Linked DNA regions of Mus musculus: all the other regions are linked to region 2. A link is a loop called in an ENCODE intact Hi-C map of the cell type or tissue named here. Cell type or tissue: left cerebral cortex. All regions are shown on one strand.

Region 1 (8,000 bases), 1.2 Mb after region 2:
CCATTTTCCAGATTGGCTCAGCAGTTAAGTGTTGAGAAGCAAGGGTGGGGCAGAGTAGGACAAGATCAACATTTAGTGCTTTGGAGCAGGGCTGAGTATGTTGGCCCATCTGACATCTTTCAGATACATGTAACAAATTATGTAGCTCTGTCACAAGGTTAAAATGTGACACATATACACAGGCTGAAGTTTAAAATTACATTTAAAAAAGTCAGAAACGCCCTGTTTTCTCCAGCTACTTTCTCTTGATATAAAGCTGGTGAGAGAGGTTAAGAGAAAGGTCTTTTCCTCTAAACTGATATTTCCACCCTGACCCTTTCAATAGCCCTCAGGCTCGAGCACTAAACTTCTTGTTTCCTGTCCCGGGAAATGACTGCATGGATCCTAATGACACAGCAGCGTTCTATACTGAGAACACAAGGCTTGGATTTGCCAAAGCCATCAACAAGCATTTACTGAGCGAGCACCAGGTACATGCCAGGCCCCATCCATGGCACTGGAGCATAGCCCTGATTAACCAAGGCCCAGTTCCCATGGAACCTACTGCCATTTTGCCTGAAATAGTGAAAGAACATGGAACTTCCTTCCCACAGAGACACAAAAAAAGTTCCAGGGAAAGCAAATAAGCAACCTCAGAAAAACGGCGCTGTTCTTGTTCTGAGACTCAATGTCCTAGTGCAGACACGGTTATCACTCAAGCCTTCTGAGAACGATTCAGAACACTGCTGTACATCTGCGAGCTTCAGGAAATAACTTGGAGCCAGCAAGATAGCTCAACAGGTACATGCACTTGTCACTTGATCTCCAGGGCTTGTGAACACACAAACACACACACACGCACAGACTCAAATCCCCCCGCCCCCCCCACACTAAATAAATGTATAAAATTTTTCAAAATTTCTAAGAAGCAAGTTTTTTTCAAACAGGCAAAATAAAGCCATTTTGCTTAACTGATAGCTTTAAAAATGCAGTCCTAATATGCAATTATTGTTGAGCTTAAAAAAAAAAACCCTCACGTGTTCAAAATCCTCTTTATGTGAATCCCCTTTATTCTGGATTGGCCGCATTTTAATAATTGGGTATGAGACAGAGGCAAGTCCTCCATCCTCTTATTTTGGAAATTAAATTTACAGAACGGAGGCATTGTATGAGCCTCAGTTCTGGATTTTTAGCAAGACTACTGCAGTCTTTCTTTGCCTCGGTGTCCTCAGTGGCCAGTACTAGTGAGGCCCACAGAACGCCTTGAATTGGGCATTAAGCTACCGGTTCCTCTGTCGTGGAAAGCGCTATCATTAGGAAAAACGTTTTTCCCACATTTGTTGAACCAACAGCACCGTATTAGCCTGCACTTCGAGTTAAGGTGGGACTCAGAAATGAATGTCCCAAACACAGCAGCCTTGGCTACAATCCTGCTTGACTTTTTCCGAATTCTTTTGATTGCCCAGGGGTCAGAGGTTCCTTAGCTCAGCCTTAAGGCTCCCAACACCCGCCAAGTCTCAAAACTGCCTCGGGCGGGCTGCCACTCCCGGGTTCTGACCCTCTTCCGTAGGCCATCACAAGCCCAAGGCCCGACGGTCCACACTCGGACCCTCTTTCAACCCCGGAGTAAGTTGACTGGTGCCTCTAAAGAAAGGGAATGTCAAGAGTCTGCCGGCCGGGAAGCTCTGGGACCGGCCCAGTGCACGCCTCCCGGCTGCGGCTCTAAACCGGGCCGACGGCGTCCGCGCTCACGCGGAAAATTATGCCGGCTCCAGCAGCGCGTAAAATGGATGTGAACCGCACGGAGTGGGATCAGCGCGATCCTCCCTCTCTTGTCTCAACAGGGGTTTCGGCGCGTTGCACAAGGCCGAGCTTGTCTCTTTACGGAGACATCGGGCCCTAATTAGTGCGCACCCCCGCGCGGTCGCCAGGCCTGGGCTCCGCGTCGAACGGGAGATGAGCCTCGGAGGGCGTCTTCGGACCGGCCTGCAGTCTCACCGCCATCGCCGCCGAAACCTGCTTCTAAAGATGCAGCCAGTGCAGCAGCGACAGCAGCCGCCGCGGCTCGCCACCCCACGTTACTTTGATTGACAGCTGAACAAATGTTTCCGCGGTTCGAACGCTCGCACTAGGGAACAGCGGCCAGGGCGAGGCTCCGCCCCGGGCGGGCCGCTGCGCCCCGCCTCCGCCAGCACCAATTCTTTGCAGTTATTGGTCGGAGCTCCACGCCACGCCCTGTCCCCACGTGGGCCTAGCCTGCCCGGCCCCGCCCTCCTGGCTTGCCATTTGTCAGCGGTGAAATGATGGGCAGTAACACAGAACCGCGATTAATGTTCAGCCATCTCCGATTGGTTGATGCGGCGCCCTCGCGCCGCGGGAGGGCGGGGCTCCTGGAGAGCGCCGCGGAGAGCGCGCGGGGCTAGCCGGAGACTGTAGTCAATCTGGAGGCATCCTTGGCCACAGTAGCCGCGCGAGGACTACATCTCCCGGGATGCTCCTTGGGCCCTCCGCGGATGGTCGTGAATATGTATCAGAATGTTAATGATTAGCTGCTGCTAAATTTGGTCAAAGAAGTCACCTACACAGAGCGCGTTGTTAGAGCTGTTCCGAGCGGGCGTTCGGCTGTTGGCTGCCTTCTTCCCCCTCTTACACACTCGTGTATTATTTTGAGGTGGTGTTCGCAGAGTTTGAAAGAGAATTTTAAAAAGCCGCAAGCGTTTCGCTCTTTTATTTTTATAATCCCCTTCAATTTGGGGCTAAAAAAACAGGAAGGAAGAAAAGGAAATGAAATGTGGTAAAAGAAGCTAAAAGGTGCCTTTTAAAAGATCGTTGCTGTGAAGTGAAAAAAAATCTCCAGAGAACCCCCAAGCGCCGCGAGACCTCTTCCGAACCAAAGGAGTTTGCGCTCGCTCTCAGGGAAGAAGCGACCATTCATTCCGAGGAATAGCAGCCAATTAAAAGACAAATAAAAAAAGTTTGGAGTGGGGCGCGAGCAGGCGGGCGGCGCTCGGCGGGCGCGGGGCTCGGCGGGCGCAGGACGGACGGTGCCCGCCGCCCTCAGTGACGCCCGCGGGGAATGCGGAGCCGGCCGCCCGCGCCCAGCCGCCGCGCCTGCCTGCCGCCCGCGTCACGCGAGACCCGCAGGCCCGGGACGCCGCCGCGGGGCCCTCGAAGCGGATGAGCCGCGCGCCTCTGCCTGGCGCAGCCAACTAAAGCGGCGTGGATGATTCGCGACCTGAGCAAGATGTACCCGCAGACGCGCCACCCGGTGAGTGGCGCCGCGCCCGCAGCCCTGTCCGCGGCCGGCCGCTCCGAGGGTGCGGGAGGCGACCGACTTGTAGCCATTTTCTTATTGTTGTCTCTGAAGCCCCGGGAAGCAGCGCGCCGCCGCTCTCCGCCCGCGCGGCTCTCCCGAGGGGGGCGAGCCGGGCGGCGCGAGTCTGCGGGGTGGAGGGCGCCGGCGGCCACAGGCCGGACTCGCTCTGCTAGCTGACGGCCGCTCGACGCCATGGCGCGGCTGCCTCCGACGGGCCACTTTCGATTCCGGGTAGGGAGGGATGGGAGAGCCGGGCCGGGGGCTCGGGGGTTTGGGGGGTGACGGGGGGAGGCGGAAGCCAGGCTGAGAAGCTGAGCCGAGGGAGGCCGCCCGGAGGCACCGGGACCCCAGCAGGCGAGCGAGAGGCGGGAGCGGCGCGACCAACCCCCCCACGTCTCGGACCGCGGGCTGTCCACCCCCCACCTGCGATGTGGGCTAATTAAATATTTTATTGTTGTTCTTTAGGCACCGCATCAGCCTGCTCAACCCTTCAAATTTACAATTTCAGAATCCTGTGATCGGATTAAGGAAGAGTTTCAGTTTTTACAGGCTCAATACCACAGGTAACGATATTGACTTTAGCTGATCCTTCTGTTTGCTTAGCTCTTGTCTTACCCCCTTCCAACACTACCCCCCTCCTCCCCCACCCCCCCACAAAGGTATTACCATTTCCCCCCTGTGGGCAGAAAAGGCAAGTCAGGGCCTCTTTTTCCTTTAGGCAGGTGTAAAGAAATTAAGCATTTTCTTCTCCGGTAAACAGAAAAGGAAGCAGAACAATCGAAACTGGGGAGACTTGGAAAACGCTGAGGCCAAACTTTCGATATTGATTTATTGGGTCAGGAGGCTGGAAGGTTGGGAAGATTCTGGGGCCCTTTGACTTCTTGCTTCTTTATTACTCTGGGCTGCATTTCTTCCTTCTACCATCATGGCATAATTTAAGAGCCAGGGAGTTAAGCAGTGAGCCATTTCATTACTTTTATTAAAAAAAAAACAAATAATAATAATAAAAACAGGACACCCCCCCCCCCCAATGCTTTTGTGTTCAACGCTCTTAGACTTGGAGTGCTTTTGAAACATGTTTGTTTCACCGGGTCCTTAATGATGCAGAATTCTTATTGCAAGAGCCCAAACAAGCTGCTGGACCAGATCAACACCTCCCACCCCCACATGCTATTCAACTTGTCTGTATTTTTTGGAGGGGGAAAAACAATTTGTCAGGAGACCGTGTTGATTCTGATTTTCATTAACCTCATAGAATATTAATGATAGAACCTTCCCTGTGGCATTTTCATGGACCTAACTTTGCTTATATATATATATATATATAATTATTAGCGATGTTTATTTCCTTGTTTTAGTAAGTGAATTTAGTGAAGAATAGTCAATTCTGGGTGAAGTCTCAGAATTCAATTGGGTAGAGGGTTTATTTCTTTAAGACATAAACCCCTCTTTCCCAACCCCCACAGTTTAACCTTATCAAAGAGGCAAGTCCTGGCTGGTTCTTGTCACTCCTTCCTCTCTCCTCCCTTTCACTAGTAAAGTGCTGTTTGATACCATTGATTTGACAATAGGAGGTGATGATTTAGAGGAAACGACGTGGATTTGGAGTTGGAAGGATACGCGTTAAGTTCTACACTGTACTTAGTTGATTTTATGTCTTGAATAGTCTGAAGCTGGAATGTGAGAAGCTCGCCAGCGAGAAGACAGAGATGCAGCGGCATTATGTCATGGTAAGAAAACTGTGTCACAGATTCAAAGTGCTCATTAGCTTGGGAGACTGAAAGCAAGAATACGTTTTAAATCGCTGGAGGCTGCAGGATCCATCACAGTGGCCCTGCCAGTGTTGTTGAGGCTGTGGGTATGTGTCCATTAGCAACCTGTAATTCTAGGTGGTTACAGCTTGGCTTCGACAACCAGCTTTGATTTAAATTTTCAAAAAGTTCAGTTGCGTGGGGTATAATTTTCTGTGCTTTGTTTTTACAGATTTTTACAAAAGTGGAAAAAAGAACTCATTTATTTTTTTTGTTTAGTCAGAAGCAAAATGTTTTTGTTAGTGGTTTTCTTTGTTGTTTTATTGCTTTTGCTCCAGTTGTAACCAGACAGCTTTCCTATACACTCTTAACATTGCATGCACTGTATGCCTTTTAATTAATGATTCGGATAGGAAATGACACCAGACCCCTTCTCAGAAAATTTCCCACTCCTCATGTTAATCTGTTTATATTTTTCTGTGCATGCCTTCAATTTCTATAGTGTTATTTTGGTTCTTAGGAGCGCTGATTTGAGCTGCCAGATTTTCTGTACTGTAGTTACACGCCCATTCAGACAAATCAAATCTATGTTTACAGAAGTATAATGAAGCATTTTTATGATTCAGAAGTATGTTTGGGGTTGAAAGAGCTTGCAGGCTGGTGCATTAATTTCCTACCCAGTTCCTCTGCTTTGCATGTAAGAGTGAGTAGTCCACTCTAAGCAAGAAACCGAACTCTGAGGAAACATCACCTTTTTCCAACAGTTCTTTCAAAACCTCAGCATTTGTATGAGATGCTTCTGCTGTGCTTAGGAATTAGGAGTCACGTGGAACCAAATTTTCATGACTTTTTCAGTTCATTTGCTTATGATGTAGAAAGACAGTTGTACAAGTTAAGAATGCTGCGTTTTAACATTTTTATTAGTTTTGAGAGTTTTTCTCTTGGGTGTGTCTTAACATGGCCTCTAGTGTTTTAAAGAGAGCAGCAGTTGGGCATCCTTTTTATTTATTGACTGGGGTATTTTGGTTAAGGTGAGGTCTTTGTGCTAGTTGCCTTGTTTTCCATGCATTCGGGCAATTTGAGTTTACTGGCGAGATGATTTGAAGGATACAGGTTTAATTGCTTCTCCTTCTTTGACAGTATTATGAAATGTCCTATGGGTTGAACATAGAAATGCACAAGCAGGTAAGTTATTTCTTTATAATCATTTTATGTGACAGTCATACTCATGTACTTTGAAAAGAAAATTGTATATTTTGTGATTTTTTTTTTTTCTTTTGTACATTTGAGATGTCTACCTATATCTTAAAAGACTTGGGGGTGAGTAAGAAGGCAAGTCTTTTGTGTGTGGTTCCTCTTGTTCCATATTATCCTAACTTTTGGAAATTTAAAATTATTAACTCAGAATGCGTATTAAACTTTTCTGCACTTTCAAAAACAGCATGCAGAATGTAGAATGTGTATTGTCTTTTTGTAAAGAGTTACCTTATATATTTCAGGCATCAAAATTCTCTTATGAAAGAACTTTCCTTGGAAAGTATTAATGAATAAAATTGTAAATTGTGTGAAACCTTTCCTGTGAAAGAACAGAGGAGTGAGCTGGGAGGATCAGATGAAATCTGCAGAGCTATAAAAGAAATTGATGTAAAAATCTGTGCACTAGTCCCTGGAGCCTACTTAGTAGATCTTACCAGGAACTCTGGCTTCGACTTCCAAAATTTGTGCAGAGTAAATGAACCTGATAGGAGGATGTGATTAATGTTAAGCCCTGGGTCTTGAGATCTAGCAATTACTTTGGGGTTGGGGGAGAGCGCATTGGTATAGGTATATGTGACTACTATAGCTGCTACAGGGTTTTGTTTTTGTTTTTGTGTTTTTTTTTTTTTTTTTTTGTTTTTTGTTTTTTGTTTTGGCTAGAGACCAAAAAAAATGATTTGGTTTAAGTTCCCTAAATGGAAAAGATAGCCATATGTATGTATGTATGTATGCATGTATGAATGTATATGTACACACACACACACACACACACACACACACACACATGTAAAATGCTATTTAGCAATAATTCCTTTAGGAAGCATTTCTTTGAAGTCATCTCCTCATGAAGGACTTCGGGTCTCATCACCCATTTCAGAACAGATAACATGTATATTTGCCTGCTGAGAAAGAAGCGATGGACAATTTTCTGTTTTCCATGTCTTATTTATTTGTGGTCAGGGTAATGTATGTACCTTCTAAGATTAAGAAGTGTGAGATGACTAGGTCATCAGGCTGTAAGGATTCTTTTAACTTAGTTATTTTCTACATGGTCAGAATGCACCCACATTAGTAGTTCATTAAAAGACATCTCTTGAACAATAAAAGCAACCAGATAGTATTTGAAAAAATAAAGTTGGGAAAATTACAACAGTATTTACATTGGTGACTTTATCTCAAGTTCTGTTTTACTCTGTATGCTATTTGGTTGTGCTGATGTTAGCATATTATATACGGTATATGATAATACATACATGTTGGAGTTTGAATGGCACATACTTACATTTATATTTTAGTATCTTTGCCATTTCTGTTTAGGTTAGTCATACATATACTGCTTAAGCAAAATGTATTCAGCTTAGGAGTGGACTCCCTTTAGCTCTACCTCCCAGGAATATTGTTACCTGATTACAGTCTGGATCTTGTAAATACTTTTGTTTGTTTGTTTGTGTTTATGTACCTTCCCAGAACTAGTTTCTCTAAAGGATGGACGGGGTGAATGCCCCTCCTTTTCCCCTTTGTATCCTTTCCTCCCCTGACCACTTAGTCTCACTTGGCCTCTGGCTTTTCTTGGGCCATCTACACCTGGAAGGGTCACATATCTTTATGTATTCATTTTGGTGTTGGGTAGATGTGAGAGCCTTTAAGTTTACACATTTTATATGACTATGAATTTTGTCATCTTCTTGTTCAACTGG
Region 2 (8,000 bases):
AGTTTTGTATCTGGGAATAGGAACTGGATGAAATGAACATAAGCAACTTAGTCCAATTCCTCAGCTACTCAGTGTGTGCTTGAGAGCCTACTGCAGCCAGTGGCTGTACTTGTCATCAAGATGTCAATGAAAAAAGGACGAGCCAATGCATCCCCCTAAAAGCACAAAAAATACGTCTATTCCTTATATATTCCAAAATGGTGAAGACAAAGCCTAAGAGGAAGTAGGTGGGTATCCCATGGATGGGGGAAGGACATGAGGGGGGCCAGCCCATAGATGTGAAGAGGGAGTCCATTTAGAGGAAGCCTGTGAGAGGTGTGTAAGAGAAGACCTACTAGGAGCAGTGGAGGCCAGCTATGGTTGGCCTGGCTTCTGGCTTTGAGGGACGATCAGGAACAGGGCAAGATGGAGGAAGAGTGTGAGCTGGTCAGGACCAGTGGGAGTGTGAACAGAAGGAGAATGTTTTAGGATCGAGCACAGATGCACGAGAGGAGGATGGAGAAGTCCTAAGGAGGAGGAGGAAGATGAGAAAGCCTTTCTCTCTCCTCGAGGCCAGATGGGAGCCTTGAGCTCAGGAGGATGTGACTTGGCAGGCTTTGTCAGGGTTGTCGAGGATGATCAACGCTTTAAGAATGAATAGAAACCTGTGACTGCAAAGCTCTGAACCAGCCTTAGAGCAATGAAGGGGAGATCTTGGCAAGAAGGCTGACTTTCCCCTCTTCACTGCCATTCTGTGTCTGCCTGCTGCAGAAGGGCAGGGTAGGGGTCTAGTTTGGGTGTTCAGCTTTTATTCCCGAGTACCCTCTGACTTCTTTTCCCAGCCTTCTTCCCCATCCATGGAGGTGGAGGTTAAGTGCATCCTTGAGGCTCTCCCAGAGAGGTGATGGTTATGCTGATTCACAGCCTCTTGGCTTTAAGGAGCTTCCAGGAAGCTCCTGTCAAGGGCGTTAACGTCCCTGGGGAGGAGAATCATCATTCACCAGGGGGAAAATGGATAGCTTGCGGCTGTGGGCTCTTAACCAGGTTAAAGCTGCAGGACACAAGATGAGTGAATGCGCTTCACGCAGGGAAGAAGGAGCAATCTCAGAGAAGGGAGTGTGAGCACGTGCAAGCCAGCTCTCTTCTCTCTGTGTGTGCATCAGTCATGGAAAGGATGGTAGGTGAGGGTCCTTCAGTGTGCAGCCTTAGTATGCCAAGGGCAATGCCCTTCTTTCTTGATTTGTAAAAAATGTCTGGTAACGAAAAGGGAAGGGAAGTAGAAACATGCTCCTTTGACTTATGAAAGGATGAATTATGAGAGAGAGAGAGAGACACAGAGAGAGAGACAGAGAGAGAGAGACAGAGAGACAGAGAGACAGACAGAGAGATTGAGAGAGAGATAATAAGACCTTGATTTACCCAAGCAGAGAAATTGTCTTGCATAGATGCATAGACCAGGGTTTCTTACCCTCTCCATGAGCATCACTTTGGAGTGGAATTTCTTGTGTTGGCTTCTAGTCTATGGATTATGATCTATTTAAAAGCACCTGCCCTCACAACTCCAGCCTCTGTAGTTTGATGTCAGTGGCATATTTCCAGATGTGATGAAAACATCTCTGGACTGTGACAAAGTTGTCGCTGGGCTGGTTGAGCCTCACTGGTTTCATGAGGGTGGCTGGTGAAGTCAGCACTTTACTTCATATCCTCTCTAACGGTGTCCTTGGATTTAAAGCTGAGTGGCTGGGTGCTGGGGATGTAGCTCAGTGGTAGGGAACTTGCCTAGGATGTGCCAGGCCCTGGATTCTGCCCTCAGAACCCTAAAATCAAACACAAACCAAAAAAATAAACAAACAAACAAAAAAACAAACAAAAAACCAAAAAACAACAACAACAAAAAAACCACACTAATAGTGTCTTTATTCTCTGCTTCTGGGGTAGCAGGCTTATTCTAAGACAAGAGTGCCTGTGTTTTAAGTAACACTTCTTGTGATTCTTACATTCTGGACATCCCATCATAAAACACAAGCCCGAAAGGCACACACCAAATATACTGCACTTCCTGATTGCCAGGGAGGGAGCGCGTTCTTGCTCCTCCTCTCCTGGATCCATGCAATAATTAGCCAAAGTAAAATGAATATTAGCCCATGCTTAGCTGCCTTACTGTGAGCTTGCCAGCACTGACCCAGTAGTGCTAAACCAATTATTTTTTGAACTTTATGGCTTTAAATAATCCCTTGCTCTAAAATTCCCTGTACCCCTCAGCTACTTAACCACAGGCCCCTCTGCCCTAAATCCTTTTCTTATACTTTGTAGCTTTTTAAGCAAGGCCCCTCTTTAAGAAGACATAATCCCTTCTCTGTAGAAAACATGAAAGACCTTGAACAAATCAAGATTTCTCCATGGAGAATTCAGTTAATCCTGCGCTTATTGCCTAACAAGGAAATCCATCTCTCCACCAAGCACGCCATTACCCGGACTAATGCCTGACTTGAATAACAAGCAAATTATTGTGCTTTTAATTGTACCCTGCCTGGTCACGAAGCACATCTGAGAGAGGGATGTGGCATCTCTTCCCGAGAAACAGGTCAAGCCTCTAATCCTCCTTTTCTTTTTGCCTTCCCCTCCCCCTCCAACCCTTTCTCTTCCCAGCAGCAGAAGGGGGGAAAAAGACAGCTAAATTATGTTTAAAATGGAAGAGCTAAAGAAGAAAAAAAGGCAGTAAATACTGACTTGGGAGAAGGAGAATTATCCTCTGTCTCTGCGGTGTGGCTCATTTGAGAACAATCAATGTTATCATAACCCCATTACCAGAGGGCGATCTCTCTCTCTCTCTCTCTCTCTCTCTCTCTCTCTCTCTCTCTCTCTCCCTCTCCCTCTCCCTCTCCCTCTCCCTCTCCCTCTCCCTCTCCCTCCCCCTCCCTCCCCCTCCCCCTTTTCTAAACCAGACTCCTAGTGCATCTGTGCTATTGACAGTTTGGGCTGGATAACTCTCTGCTGTGTGTGTTAGTGGTGGGTCTCTCCTGAATGCTGTAGAACGCTCAACACCTTGTCAAGTTGTGTCAATCCAAAATGTTCCAATATGATAACAAAGACTCTTGGATGTCATGCCAGTCACCCTGATTGAGAGTCACAAACCAAACCCAACATATTGCGATGGACTGGTTGTATATGATCGTCCATCTCTACACAAACGCTAATCAAATCAGGATTTTTTTAAAACTGGAAACCAGGGAGGCAATCATGTCCTTCATGTATGTAGAACAGAATGAAATAAAAGGCAGCCGAAGCATTTGTTGTCAGGAATAGGGGAGTTGCTTGTTTCAGGATCCAGGATGCAAAAAGACTTGGCATTTGATCCTCAGTGCACAGACAAGTGTCTCTGAATGCAGGAAGCTTTTGAATGCCCCTCCCCATCTTGCAGTCTTAGAAACTGGGCTTGTTTTGGGTGGGAGAAGGATGATATGAAGGTTTACAGCGTAAGAACCATTACCCAGAAGTGCTGATACCCAAGATAGTTGAGGTCGGATGGAGAAGTGGTGAGCCTCAAGCTCTTTCAGACAATGCCAGCCAACCATCCTGAGACCTGGAAACCAGCATCACGGAAAGCGCCCCACAGCGGAAGTATTAGTCACGCGCTGCACTGCACTTAGAGTTGCAACCTTAGAGGAAAACGCCGTCTTACTCCGAGGTACAAAGAATCAGCTTATTTTTAGAACTTACTAGAAGCTTTGTTGTCTGTCCTTTAGTGGCCTCGAGCAAATATGGGAGAGAAAGGCATTGCCGTTAACCTCCGTGACCAATAGATGGCGGTGTATCTCTTCCTGAGAAGCCAGGCTTGGCAGCAGCTGGTAAGACCTCCTTAAGCTAAGGAAGACAAGTGCCACTCGGTGTCCTCTGGAAGACAGGCATTTCCTCCCATTGTTGGCACAAACAGCTCCAAACAATTGTACTGACCACACACCTTCAAGCCACATTCCGGGGTGCTGCTGGCTGCCCTGGAGTGAATGCCAGGAAAACGAACCAAGCTGCTAATTTGCTTGATTGGGGGGCGGGGGGGGGGGGGAGGGGGGGAGAAGGAGCGGGAGAAGGAGGGGGAGAGGAAGATCTTGAGTAACAATGGGCATGATTTATTTTTCCAACACGAATAGGGGCAATGCTATTTTAGCCCCTCTTCCAACTGCTGAAGTAAATGAAAGCAGCCACCTAATTAGCCGGAATCACTAGCTAGCAGAGGAAAAATTTCTGCTGCGACTCAGGCTGGGGTGGGGAGTTGGGAGAACCGGGTGTGATGTTGGAGGAGGAGAATGGGTGGGAAGGAAAAGGAGGCCAGGCGAACAGAAGGCTTTTGTAGAGCCCCTGGCTGCCTGCAGTCTGTGGGCTGAGCTGGCCCCGACCCTGAGAGAACAAGGGAGCTGTGGTTCTTCACATTCATCTTCTGCAGGCGGAAAAAGCATCTGCTGCAAGACCGGTCTCTGAGTTGATTTTTAAAGTGCTACCGGTGTAGATGAATTAGCTTGGGAAAGAGAGTCCAGCCCTGTGTCGTCTGGCTGACCTGCTGGTGGGCTGTACCAGGACCCCGCAGGAAGGCTCTCTGATGCACCATTAGGGACATTTCAGGCTGATCTGAGACCAAATTTGGCTGTTGGTCAGGAATGAAACAAATACCTAGTTATAGACTGATCCTGACTAATTGTCCTTCTCTAGCAGGACATATGCGCCATCCCTACAAGGGCAGTATCAGGAACTATCAGCACAACAATGGGCAGGTAGGCGCTGTTGAAATCTTCCACTTCACGAACTGAAGTGCTAATTTATTTGTTCAGGGATGACTTTGGTTTTTTAGTTCGATATCACTCTAATTGAAATACTTCACTAATGCGATTTATCCCAACTGTAAACTGTCAGTTCCCACAGCTGTTGCCTTTTTTCAAGCAATCTGGCAAATGTGTACGGCTAAAAACACAACCTTAGGAGATTGAGAAGGAGCCTGCACAATTTTCTTCCCCCCCCCCTCAGCTGGCCCACATCACCCCTCCCCCCCCAGCCCCGCCCCTGAAAACCTTTGAAACCACACGCTCCTTTTCCATAGCCACACCCACTTCGATTTTGGACAGATCTGCTGTGTTTGGCTGATCAATGTCTGTCCTTCGTCTTCTAGACTTGTACCTGGTTTTCCTCAGGGGACATGTGTCTTTAGTGAGGTGGACTTTGGTCTTCTGTGCTGGGGTGGTGGACATGTTATCCAGATGTAATAAAAATCTTTATATTTCCACCTATTTTGGGCTCCTGATGGAGGGTCTTGCTCAAATTAGCAAAGCAACAGCCATAAAACCGAAAGGAGACCCAGTTAACTTTGAATTTTAGATAAACGATTATGTTCTTTTATTAAAGTGTATCTGAGATATTATATGGAACACACACACACACACATACACACACACACAAACCTGTTGTCTATCTGGAATTTAAGTGTAACGAAACACTGTATATTCTGCCCCATGATGCTATTTCTTCCTAAAGAAGTATTTGACCTAAATTGGTCAAACTAGAATCAGACTAGGACTTTTACAATAGCTTTAGAAAAAAATATGCTTAAATAAACTCAAGAAAAATCAGTTGAGCTACTGAAGAGGGAGGACCTGTGCTATGACTGTTAGTGGCTATTTCTCCTACTGTGTGGCAGCCAATGCCATGAAGGACAACCATGTCTCACTTGACCAGGTGGGTGAGCTGCTATTGAAGCTGGCCCTGTGCTCAGAGAAGAGAAGGTGACAATGGCTATATAGAATCACAGCTTTCTGCCTCTTGAAATAAGCCAATAAAATGTCAACCCTGGGTTGTGCCCACTGGGCACAGCTGTTTAGTCAAGAGAGTGTTGAATGGATGTCAGACAGTGCAAATAGCTGATGCCAACAGAACCCTTCTATTATTGCTCCTTCCTTCCTTCCTTCCTTCCCTCCTTCCTTCCTTCCTTCCTTCCTTCCTTCCTTCCTTCCTTCCCTCCTTCCCTCCTTCCTTCCTTCCTCCCTCCCTTCCTTCCTTCCTTCCTTCCTTCCTTCCTTCCTTCCTTCCTTCCCTCCTTCCTTCCTTCCTTCCTTCCCTCCTTCCCTCCTTCCCTCCTTCCTTCCTCCCTCCCTTCCTTCCTTCCTTCCTTCCTTCCTTCCTTCCTTCCTCCCTCCTTTCCTTCCTTCCTTCCTTCCTTCCCTCCTTCCCTCCTTCCCTCCTTCCCTCCTCCCTTCCTCCCTTCCTCCCTTCCTCCCTTCCTTCCTTCCTTCCTTCCTTCCTTCCTTCCTTCCTTCCTTCCCTCCTTCCCTCCTTCCTTCCTTCCTTCCTCCCTTCCTTCCTTCCTTCCTTCCTTCCTTCCTTCCTTCCTTCCTTCCTTCCTTCCTTCCTTCCCTCCTTCCCTCCTTCCTTCCTCCCTTCCTTCCTTCCTTCCTTCCTTCCTTCCTTCCTTCCTTCCTTCCTCCCTCCCTCCCTCCCTCCCTCCCTCCCTCCCTCCCTCCCTCCCTTCCTTCCTTCCTTCCTTCCTTCCTTCCTTCCTTCCTTTCTGTGAGCCTTAGTTCTTCCTCAGGACAGTGAATGGAAACGAGGGGGAGCTATGCTTGTGAATGAATTTGAGACTTGAATTTCCTGCCTCTCCCTTGCTTGTTTGTATGACGTTGGAGTCATCGTGGCTTTTACAAAGTTAAAATTTGAGGTCTGAAAGCCAGTTAAGAAGCAGCCCTTCCCGACAAAATGGGTTCAAAGACCCATGGGATAGAAACATCTGTCACAGGACCTCCAGTAGGCAGCCCGAGAGACCTTCTCCCTTCAGGAATGTGCTGCATCCTTAGTCCTGGAAACATGACGGGGTGGTAAGATGATGCAGAAAGAACAGAAAGGATAGGCACGGGGACAGAGAAAAGCTGGGGTCGAGTGGGCCATGTGCCCTCTGGAAGAGTGATGCTTACAATGACAATGAACGTGCTGAGCCCCCAGTGCTTTTACACGTTGTATATCACACAGGAGAAAAAGTTCACTAGTCTTGGTAGAAGGTTTCTGTAGGCAGTGGTCTCAGGCCGTAAATGCTGGGGAGGAGAAAGCTGCAGTTGCTAGTTTAGTTTTTTGCACATGCTCATGAATCATTTGTAAACACTGGAACCTAGACATCCTGTCAACATTCACACTCAGACCAGAGGAAGAGTGCGCCATTCTGAGTCTGACCTCTATGGGGAAGGTCTTGCCAAATTTCCATGGCTCTGAGGCATGGGTCCTTGGCATGGCTGTACCCATGTCAAACCATATACATCTACTCAGGACTTCATTCAGGCTTCCTGGGACACTTGTAAATTCTTTCCTTTATAACTTAATCAGGGCCGGGGGACAGGTGCTGCTTGGGCCGTTGGTTGATGACGCTCACATCTGTGGGGCTGTGCCTTTTCTGGCACACCTCTGCACGTCCTGTTTCAGCACAGATCTGTTTCCCTGCGGATGAGGTTTCTGCTCAATGCTCTTCCAGTGATGTTATTTGTAGTGGGACTTTTGATGGTTGCTGAATTCCTGGTGTCTCAGTGCTATTTACTCATTTTTAATTATTGGGGTAAGACATTTCTGTCCTTGTTGGCCAATTTAAGTGAAGGGAGGAAAGAGCAGAAGGAACGCTGTTTGGCCGTGACAATTTGTTCTATTTTCCTTGGAAATTTCTGGAACTCAGAGGTAGGTATGAGATAAGGCGCTAGATGGGGATTTTCCTGTTAAGTGTGAGAAAAAGTGGACCCATTCCCTTGCCTCCTTTTGCAAAGTGCTTGATGAGAAAATTGAGCCCCAAGCTCCTAGAGACCCTCAAGGCAGTCTTGGCCCCGAGAGTGGGTGACAGGAATAGAATCCAGACTTGTTGTGATTTACAGGGCCAGGCTCCTCCTGGAGATCCTCAGGGACTTGCCAGAGGTTTCGGCTGGTCTGTTCTGAAACCCAAGGATGTATGCTACACCAGATTGGGGCTGTGTCCAGTAGGGAGGGAGGTTGGAAAAAGCAGAAGGTTT
Region 3 (8,000 bases), 67 kb before region 2:
CTCTCTTTGGAACTTGGATGTTCAAGAGTCTGAGAATCCCACAGCCCCAGCTTCGTTGCAGGCCTGGGAACCCTGAAGCAGTTCTGGCTTTTCCACATTTCAGACCTTTCCCACCCCTGGAGCAGTCTCTTCCCTGTCCCTGAGGTGGTGGGGTGGGATAAGTGCAGGCAAACTCCCTGTGTTCTGCCTCCCCAACTGGCCATGCCCAGTGACAGAGCAGATGTGGCCAATGACCTCACAGTGTAGCAAGTGGGTTGGTACTGGATAAGCTTCCTTGTCATTGGTGCCTTCATGTTGGCTGGAGTTCTGATTGACTCCAGGTGGAGTGACCTTGGCTCTCATCCATTTTCATTTTAAAGAAGACATTGTTGGATTCCATCCTCCCCAGTAGTGACCTAGACATCAAAGCCAGAGGCCTGTCTGCATCATTTTCTACTTCTATGTACCATGTCATCACATACTTAGCAGTTGACCAGATGTTAATTTGTTATCCCAACATTTTTGTAGCTTAAAAAAATGGGTGCACTATGGGTATGTTTCCTGCTGTGCATGTGTGGTGTTGGCCTAAGGCTGTGGCTCTCATCTGGAGCTCTGTGTCCACCCAGTTGGTCAGCTCATCATTTACCCACTGTTGGCAGAACCCACTCCTTATGGATGCAATGAAAGGACCCCTTACTTTAATGTTTTCAGTTGAGAGTACTCAGCTCCTAGAGTCCCCGCACATTCTGTATCTCATGGCCCCACAACTTTGAAACCAACCATGGATTCTTCCAGTTACTGGAGTTGCTAGTGTCGAGATCGGGCAGTCCTGGTCAAGGCGTGATCCTGCCCATCACTTACTTGTCCCTGTCTTAGCTCCTGGGTGGTGGTCTGATAAACTGTCAGACAGAGTGAAGACTCTGGCTGATACTAAGCTTCAGCCTTTTACTTCTCCCAACATGAGATTTCATGAGATATTCCAAGTTCATGAAGACCACTGTTTCAATAGTCTGGTAGCCAAATTCAGGGGCACAGTGTCTATGTAGTGTATCTTCTTTTCTGCCAGCCTGGTGATATTCCTACACCATCTCTCTTATGCTTAGATTCTCCCTGGCCTGTCTCTGACCTCTAGACCCAGGTTTAAAGAGCCCATCTTATCCAGTCAGTCCCATGTGATTGGATGACTGGGAGATGGTATATGACACTGGAAAGGAGCATCTTTGAGCTATTTTGGAATTCTGCTACCAAAGCCAGTGAGATGACTTGATAGCTTCACTTCTGCCTATGCCTGACCCACCAGTGTCCTCCTTCCCCTCCATCATTCAGTGGTGTAGATGAAGGAGGACACAAGTGTGAATCTGACTTTGAAAGTATTCCCTAATGAAGGAGGGAGGAAGGAGGGGCAAGTCTAACATTGCTTCATGCTGGAAGTGGGGTTTCATGGTGTTTGGAAGAGTCTCACATAGATCACCTGCTTGAGACCCGACCTCAACAAGGTGACAACAAGCATTCGTGTCTTTTTTTAAGTGGCATTCTGAGTGGTCTGAGATAGGGAATCACAAATAACGGCCAGTCACCTCTGCTTATAAATACAGTGTTACACCATAGTGTTTCCTAGTCACCGGTAAGATGACTTGTCTCCATTTGAGTCACTGGGATAGAGACCTTATGGTCAACAACATCCAATGTGCTATCTGTGTCTACCCTGCTGCCTCTTGGCTAATGTGTTGCTCTTTGTCTTAGGTGAGAAACATTACTTAGAGGGCTGATGTTGTAGCTGAGTGGCAAAAATTAGCTTGCCTCACATGCATGCGGTCCTACGTACTGAAAAAAAAAATCATTTGTTGAAAAGAGGACTGCTGGGGGGGGGGTAGCAAGATGGCTCAGCAGGTAAAGTTGTCTACAGCCAAGCTTGATTACCTGACTTCTATCCATTTTACTCACAGGCTGGAAGGAGAGAGCCTGTTTCTGTCTCCTGACCTCCACATGTGTGTACTGGGACACACTCATGCCTCTGCCCCCTTCTTCAAATACATAAAATGAAAATTTAGAAGAAACACAACTTAGAGCTTGGAATAGGTCTGAATTCTGGGAAGGGTATTAGAGTTGTGTGGGGGAGCTTTGCAGGCAATTCTCAGCTCCATAGAAGCATTGCTCTCAGGCCACCCTTCCCACAGGCCGAGAGTAGAGTGTTAAGCCAGCTGTGATTGGCAGGCATGGGTCTTGCTCTTAAAACACCTCTGGACCCCTGTTTGTTTCTTTGACCTTGGCTGAGGACACAAAATGCTTACCTAGGATGACTGTATGTTCAAGAGTAGAAACATTCATTAAAGAGGCGCCACTGCGTATGCAAGGGACTCAGCCTATAAGTGAGATAGGCCTGGCTGGGCTTTGCTGATATCTGCAGTGTCCAGGCATCTTCCACAGGAGGAGAAACTTCCTGTAAAGCAGCTTCCCATTATGTGTGGCACATTGAGGACAAAATCAAGCTCCTTAGACATTCAGAATTCCCCGCAGATCACCGACTATTGCAAGAGGTCATAGCTGATTACCATACCACGAAGTCTGCGAGGGAATATTTAATTTTATGATTGAGATCCCTGGTACTTAGCAGGAAACCTCTACCCTCCCTTCTTTCTGAGGTTAATGCTTTCAAAAATCATTGCCCGATGAGCTCATGCAAATTCAGCCATCTCTAGAGTTGTCGAAGGAAAGTTTTTTAGACAAATTGCTACGCTCTTGCCACATGAATCCTCATACGATACAGGACTCCAGTAATACTTAAAGTTTCCAGGGAGTTTCATATTTTACTAAAAGGGGAAAAAAATCAATCTTGAATCTTTTAGTCCAGTGACCAAAGAATCACTTGATTGATTTTGTTCTGCTCTGCAGGTGAGCATGCAATCCGTCCCAATCTGTTCTTATTGGGTTTGAAGTTGACTTTTCCTGAGAAGTTGTAAATCAAGTGCTATGTGGATAATACTGTGATGCTAGGCCCTTGTTACAGCCACTTTATGCAGCGTATACAAACACCCCTAGGTACAGTTTCCTTCCAATGGTCTCTCCAATTCGGAGTTTATGTTTGCCACACTTGATTCTTCTTCTCGACAGCAGAGGGAGGCAAAGCTTTATGCAACCGAGCCGAGCCTTAGATCCAGGCTTCAGGAAAGAACTCACATAACAATGAATTCTGACAAGGGTGATATAGATCTGCACTTGCACACACACACACACACACACACACACACACACACACACACACGAACACAAAAGCACAATTTGCAAATGAGTTCATTTTATTTTCAGTTCTTAAACGTATCACTTTGAGAACCAAGAACAAGAAATCTGTAGAGGATGTGGGGAAGGCTTTTTCACTTTGATGAAATTTAGTGGTACCCTGAAACATTGGCTGGATAATATACAGAGTGCTTCATGGGCTGGGTGAATTAACACTCTAATCAGGCCCCATGGCTGAGTTCCAGCTAGTGGGCCCACAACTGATGGTATTTTTTGTTCTTCAGTCAGGGAAAAGCCAGAGCTACAGAAAGCTAGGGCAGTATGGATCCCAGCTGTGACTGATTTTAAGGCCTCCTAGGCAAGTGCCTTTCCTGGCTGCCCATCCACACAGGGTTGCAGCTGGGAGCTTGTGGCCTTTGTGGAAGGCTTCAGGGGGTGGAGAATTCATAGGCATTTATTCTAAGCAGCCAGCAACCTTGGCTAAACTCTTCCTCTCTATACTCTGTGGATCTGGAGGGGGCAAATGAAGAGATACAGCACCTTTGGATGGGCCATATGAAACTTTGAGTTGGTTTCACTCCAGAAATGAATTCACGAGGCAATCGAACACAACACCAAATACTTTTGGAAGCAGTCTTTGGGTGACTGGCGTGGGTGGAGCTTGCCTGCCATGGCCCCAAAATGCTACCTTGGACAAGACTCCTGACCTTCCCTGTTCTCTGTAGAATGGGGAGTGTAGTCTGATGTGCCACAGAGGCTGTTATGAATACCCAGTGAAATGTATCTTTGAAATGACCAAGAATTCTAAATCATGTATGTGGCAAATTGTGTCTGAGTTTGAGGTGGAATGAAATTTGACTGGGCCAGGAAGAGCCAAGGACTAGACTAGAGTGAAGCAGGCAGCGTGGCTGAGACCCAAAATTTAAGGAGGAGTATTCCCTTGCAGGCTGTTCTGCTGTCATCTCTGAGAGTAAGACCCTGCAAACCCATGCTTCCTTAAATGTTGTGCTCTAGACACTCTGCTTGTCTCAAGTATGATAACACTGGCCCCGATCAGGAGTAAACCCCTTGCCTGCTAACATTCCGAATGCAGTCCATATTAATCGTAGAGCAGTTCGTCTTTAGCTAACTTACATTTGCAGAGGCAAGCATGGAGAGACTATTTCTTGGGCTTACTTCCTTGTACTTTTTCATTTGTTTGCAACCTTAAGCTGGTCCTCTTGCCCCCATTTAATGGACAGTAGAGAAACATGTAAAAGAAAGAGATCTGACTCCCCGAACACACTGGAGGGCCCTCACACTTCATCGTGGAGTTGGAGTGATTCTCTTGCTCAACTGAAGATAAAATGTCATGTGACAAACACTTTGCTCCTGCTTTGCCCAAGCCTGGAGGTATTTGTTCTAGGATCTGTCTCTTTTGAAAACCAGAGGTTCCCCCCCCCCCAACCCCTGTTTCTGGTCTGCCCATCAATCTTTATTTATAATTTCTTATCTCATTTAGTAAGGCAGTTTGGGCAATAATCCATCTTTTGCAATCCCCCAGTCCAGGGCTGGGGTGCAGCCCAGAAGTAGAGTGCTTGTCCAGCATGCATGGCAGTCTGGGTTCCATCCCTGGCACAAGATGTGGGTGGGGCCACTCCCAACATAAGCGCCTTGCTCTAGTTAGTTCCATAAAAGAATCTGAGTGCTAAGAAAGCAGTCCTCAGTAAGGATGAGAGAGGGTGTCGACACCTCAGGAGCTCACTTTGCAAATATATACACACATGTGGGTATCTTCCTCAGCTCCTACTTCTAAGATGGGGGACACAGTGTAGCTGATGTATGTTAACTGGCTAATTTGACGTATCAGTGTGACCCAGGGATCTCCATTACTAGAATTTGGATGCTAACCTCATTGCCTTTGATGTCTGTCTACCTGTAGTCTACAAAGCTCTTCACTTCTACCTGTAGTCTACAGACCTCTGTGTTTCTACCTTTTCACACTTGCAAATCATCTACCGAGCTATGCATTATTTCCTTATATACCTACAAGCTTAAATGCTGGTCACAAAGGGTCGTGAGAAGGGATCTTGGGTACTGGACAGGAGGGAATATGTCCCCGCTGTTGTGTTAGAATGATCAATGTATAAATACTACTTTTTCTGCTTAAAGTTTAAGGGCCATTAAGTAAAAACTGGAAAAGCTATTTAGAAAACAATCCTCAGTAAAGCATTAGTGTTTGGGGAATACTAGCTCAGAATAATGAGGTGTCTGCTCCCCGCTGTGCCATGTAACAATCCTGCATCTTTGCCCTACTCCTAAGCAACCAACCTATGGTGATGCCAGGTCAATGCAGATGTAGCGCCACCCAGTGGCTCTCTGGGGAGGATGGATTTGTTTCTAGGACCATATGCAAAATCACTAGGCATCCTAGAGTGGGCAGTTTGCTGTAGGCAGAAGCCCTGGGTGAACAGCAGGGGAGATGCAAGGCAGTGACATTTCGGTTATTGTTAAAGTGACTCTGTGTGTTGCCACAGGCTGATGCCTGGGGCAACTCAGGCTACCGTTACTTTGGAATGAATTTGCATTTTATGTCTTACGGTACCTCCACATATTAGGACAAAGTAGTGGCAATATACCCGGAGCAAGTCATTCGCTGTTCTCTAGACAGTGCTTATATGACTTCGGGGACCTCTGCCATAACTCTGTGGTCCATAAGTTGGGAACCACTGAGATGGGATATTGGAAAGCTGAGTGCAAATGAAATCATTAACTCAATGTCAGGGGGAGCATGCTCTTTAAAAGAATCCTGGGGTGAATTCCCGCCACACCGAAGACACTTCTGCCATTCTTACTCATGAGCCAGAATGAGTCCTCTATGTAACAGATCGGCTTCTCAGGCCACTTATTACCCTTTCCCCCAGGAAGCCCCACCCTGTAATGAGCCTTGTTTCCTACTGGCGCTCTCCTCACCATCAGCAAACACTGCTTATTTCTGCCTCTAAATCTTGGTCTGTTTTTCTGTCTCTCTGAAATTCAACCTCTGCCCCTATTTCAATGCCCTTCTTCAAGCTCCTAGAGTCTTTGTAGCCAACTGGGGCCCCTGAGGTGACCTTTCTTTCTGTGGACTTTTGACATTCTGCCTCCTGAGGTCACACAGCTGCCTCAACCCTTGTTCTGGGTTTGTTGTGGTCTTCTCAGCTAAAAACCTAGATTTTCTGACATTGGTCATGCTCAGAACTCTTTAGAGCAAGTTGCTAGACAAACTGCAACACAACAGAACTTGACTGGCTGCATAAAATGAAAAAAAATAAAGGGGGGGGTGTTCTTAATTAGGTATGCGTGGTCAGGGGTGGTGGTAAAAAATTTCATATACTGGATATTCTACAAGTGATTTCAAATATTCTTTTTATCTATCAATTAAATCATCCCTATATACTTGGTTTCCACATTCATCCACAAATTATGAAGTAAAATGACCTGAAAAAAAAAACTGTTTGAAACATATAGGTTTTTCTTGTTTTTATTCTTAAATAAGGCAGGGCAGGGGCTATTTGCATAGCATTTGTGTGGGGTTGGGTATTGTAAATCACTAGAAGGCTACCATAGGTTGGAATGTGTATGTGTGCATTTATGTATTGGGGTGGTGGGCTATATGCAGACTTTACAATGTTTAAAGAAGGGTTGTAAACACCCTCAGATTTTGCTCTCCCTTGTGGGTCCTGGACTTAATCCTTTTGGTACAAAGGATGGCTGTGTATGATGTACTGGCCATGTGCCAGGCACATTCTTATTTGGCAAAGTAGAAAAAAACTCTTGTTTTTCCATCAGTGACAAATGGGCTCATTCTCTGGAGACAGAACCCTCATGCTTGCTGGCAATGGCTTTGAAGATTCTGGATTGTGTTTGTCCCCTTTGCTCTTGTCTGAGGAGTTTGCCCTCTCTGTTTCCTGCATGTGCCCTGTGGACCACCACTCAGTGTTTGCAGGAGGTAGGAAGGATTGGGGGCAGTATTTCACAAGTAACGCACAGCACACCTCGGAGACGCTTGCTGATCAATATGAAACTCAAACCAGTTGCTCAGGCAAGTGACCGAGTATGTGTGCATCAGTGGTAGACACCCAGGTCTTGCTGATGGGTTAGCCCTATGTTCTTGGCCCTGAGCCTTGGTCTGGAATGTCTGCTAGCTGAGTGCTTACCTTACTTCTCTTGTTGATACCTGTATTGTTGTGTTGGGTTGGCTTTTTCTATGTGAACTTTTTTTTTCTTTTCTTTTTTCTTTTTTTGGCCTCTGGGTTAAAAGCAGTTATTTAATGTACACAGGCCACTGGGCAACTGGTAAATGGTAGAAGTTTAGGGGATTTAATATCTTGGGAGGATTTATGCCAATTACTTAACTGCCTGAGTACCAAGTTCTTCATATTAGCTTTATAATAAGATGCGCTGGGTCCCGCATTTATCCCAAGAAGACAGGCTTACCCAAATCATCTATATTTCAGCAGGCAGTGCCAAACTTCAGGCTTCAGAAACACATTTTAGATAATTTTTGCCATGCCATATATTTTAAGTATCATTAAAAAGCCATTTCCTTACTTTAAAAATATGTGTGCAATATATTTTATGAAACCTATAACAAGTCTATGAAAAATTGATTATTTTTTCCACAGGGATACGTTCAAATGATTTTCATTCTGCTCACCCAGTGAAAAATCCAGTGAGCATTATGTCTTTTATCTTATTTACTCTCTCTCTCTCTCTCTCTCTCTCTCATGTGTATAATCACCGTGCTCCCAACAAAGAGAAAC

The links. A loop is a pair of places that touch in the nucleus more often than their neighbours do. Peaks named below come from ENCODE experiments on the same cell type or tissue, not always from the same donor. Only the 100,000 strongest peaks of a DNase experiment are listed, where the experiment ranks them.
Region 1: a loop joins it to region 2, with 15 times the contacts of the local background. A loop is called at or near these places in 5 of 42 quality-filtered maps.
Region 3: a loop joins it to region 2, with 2.6 times the contacts of the local background. A loop is called at or near these places in 4 of 42 quality-filtered maps.

Annotation. Positions count from the first base shown.
Region 1 is chr19:14,592,615-14,600,614 of GRCm38, reverse strand. Tle4 (transducin-like enhancer of split 4) reads left to right here and starts at 2,432. Exons shown (of 20, transcript NM_011600.3): 1 at 2,432-3,247; 2 at 3,761-3,858; 3 at 4,962-5,025; 4 at 6,187-6,231. The coding sequence starts at 3,203. In left cerebral cortex, no CTCF peak of the experiment used is centred here; DNase peaks (open chromatin) are centred at 4,216, 5,020, 5,800, 6,751 and 4 more places; H3K4me3 peaks cover 4,928 bases; H3K27ac peaks cover 2,932 bases.
Region 2 is chr19:15,797,829-15,805,828 of GRCm38, reverse strand. No RefSeq gene overlaps it. Among named protein-coding and RNA genes, the nearest start is that of Gm24319, 120 kb to the right of the region's middle. In left cerebral cortex, a CTCF peak has its summit at 3,778 (motif pointing right); DNase peaks (open chromatin) are centred at 3,164, 3,799, 4,318, 7,870 and 3 more places; H3K4me3 peaks cover 1,268 bases; H3K27ac peaks cover 2,939 bases.
Region 3 is chr19:15,864,613-15,872,612 of GRCm38, reverse strand. No RefSeq gene overlaps it. Among named protein-coding and RNA genes, the nearest start is that of Psat1, 56 kb to the left of the region's middle. In left cerebral cortex, CTCF peaks have their summits at 3,084 (motif pointing right) and 5,576 (motif pointing left); DNase peaks (open chromatin) are centred at 3,102, 3,480, 5,569 and 7,042.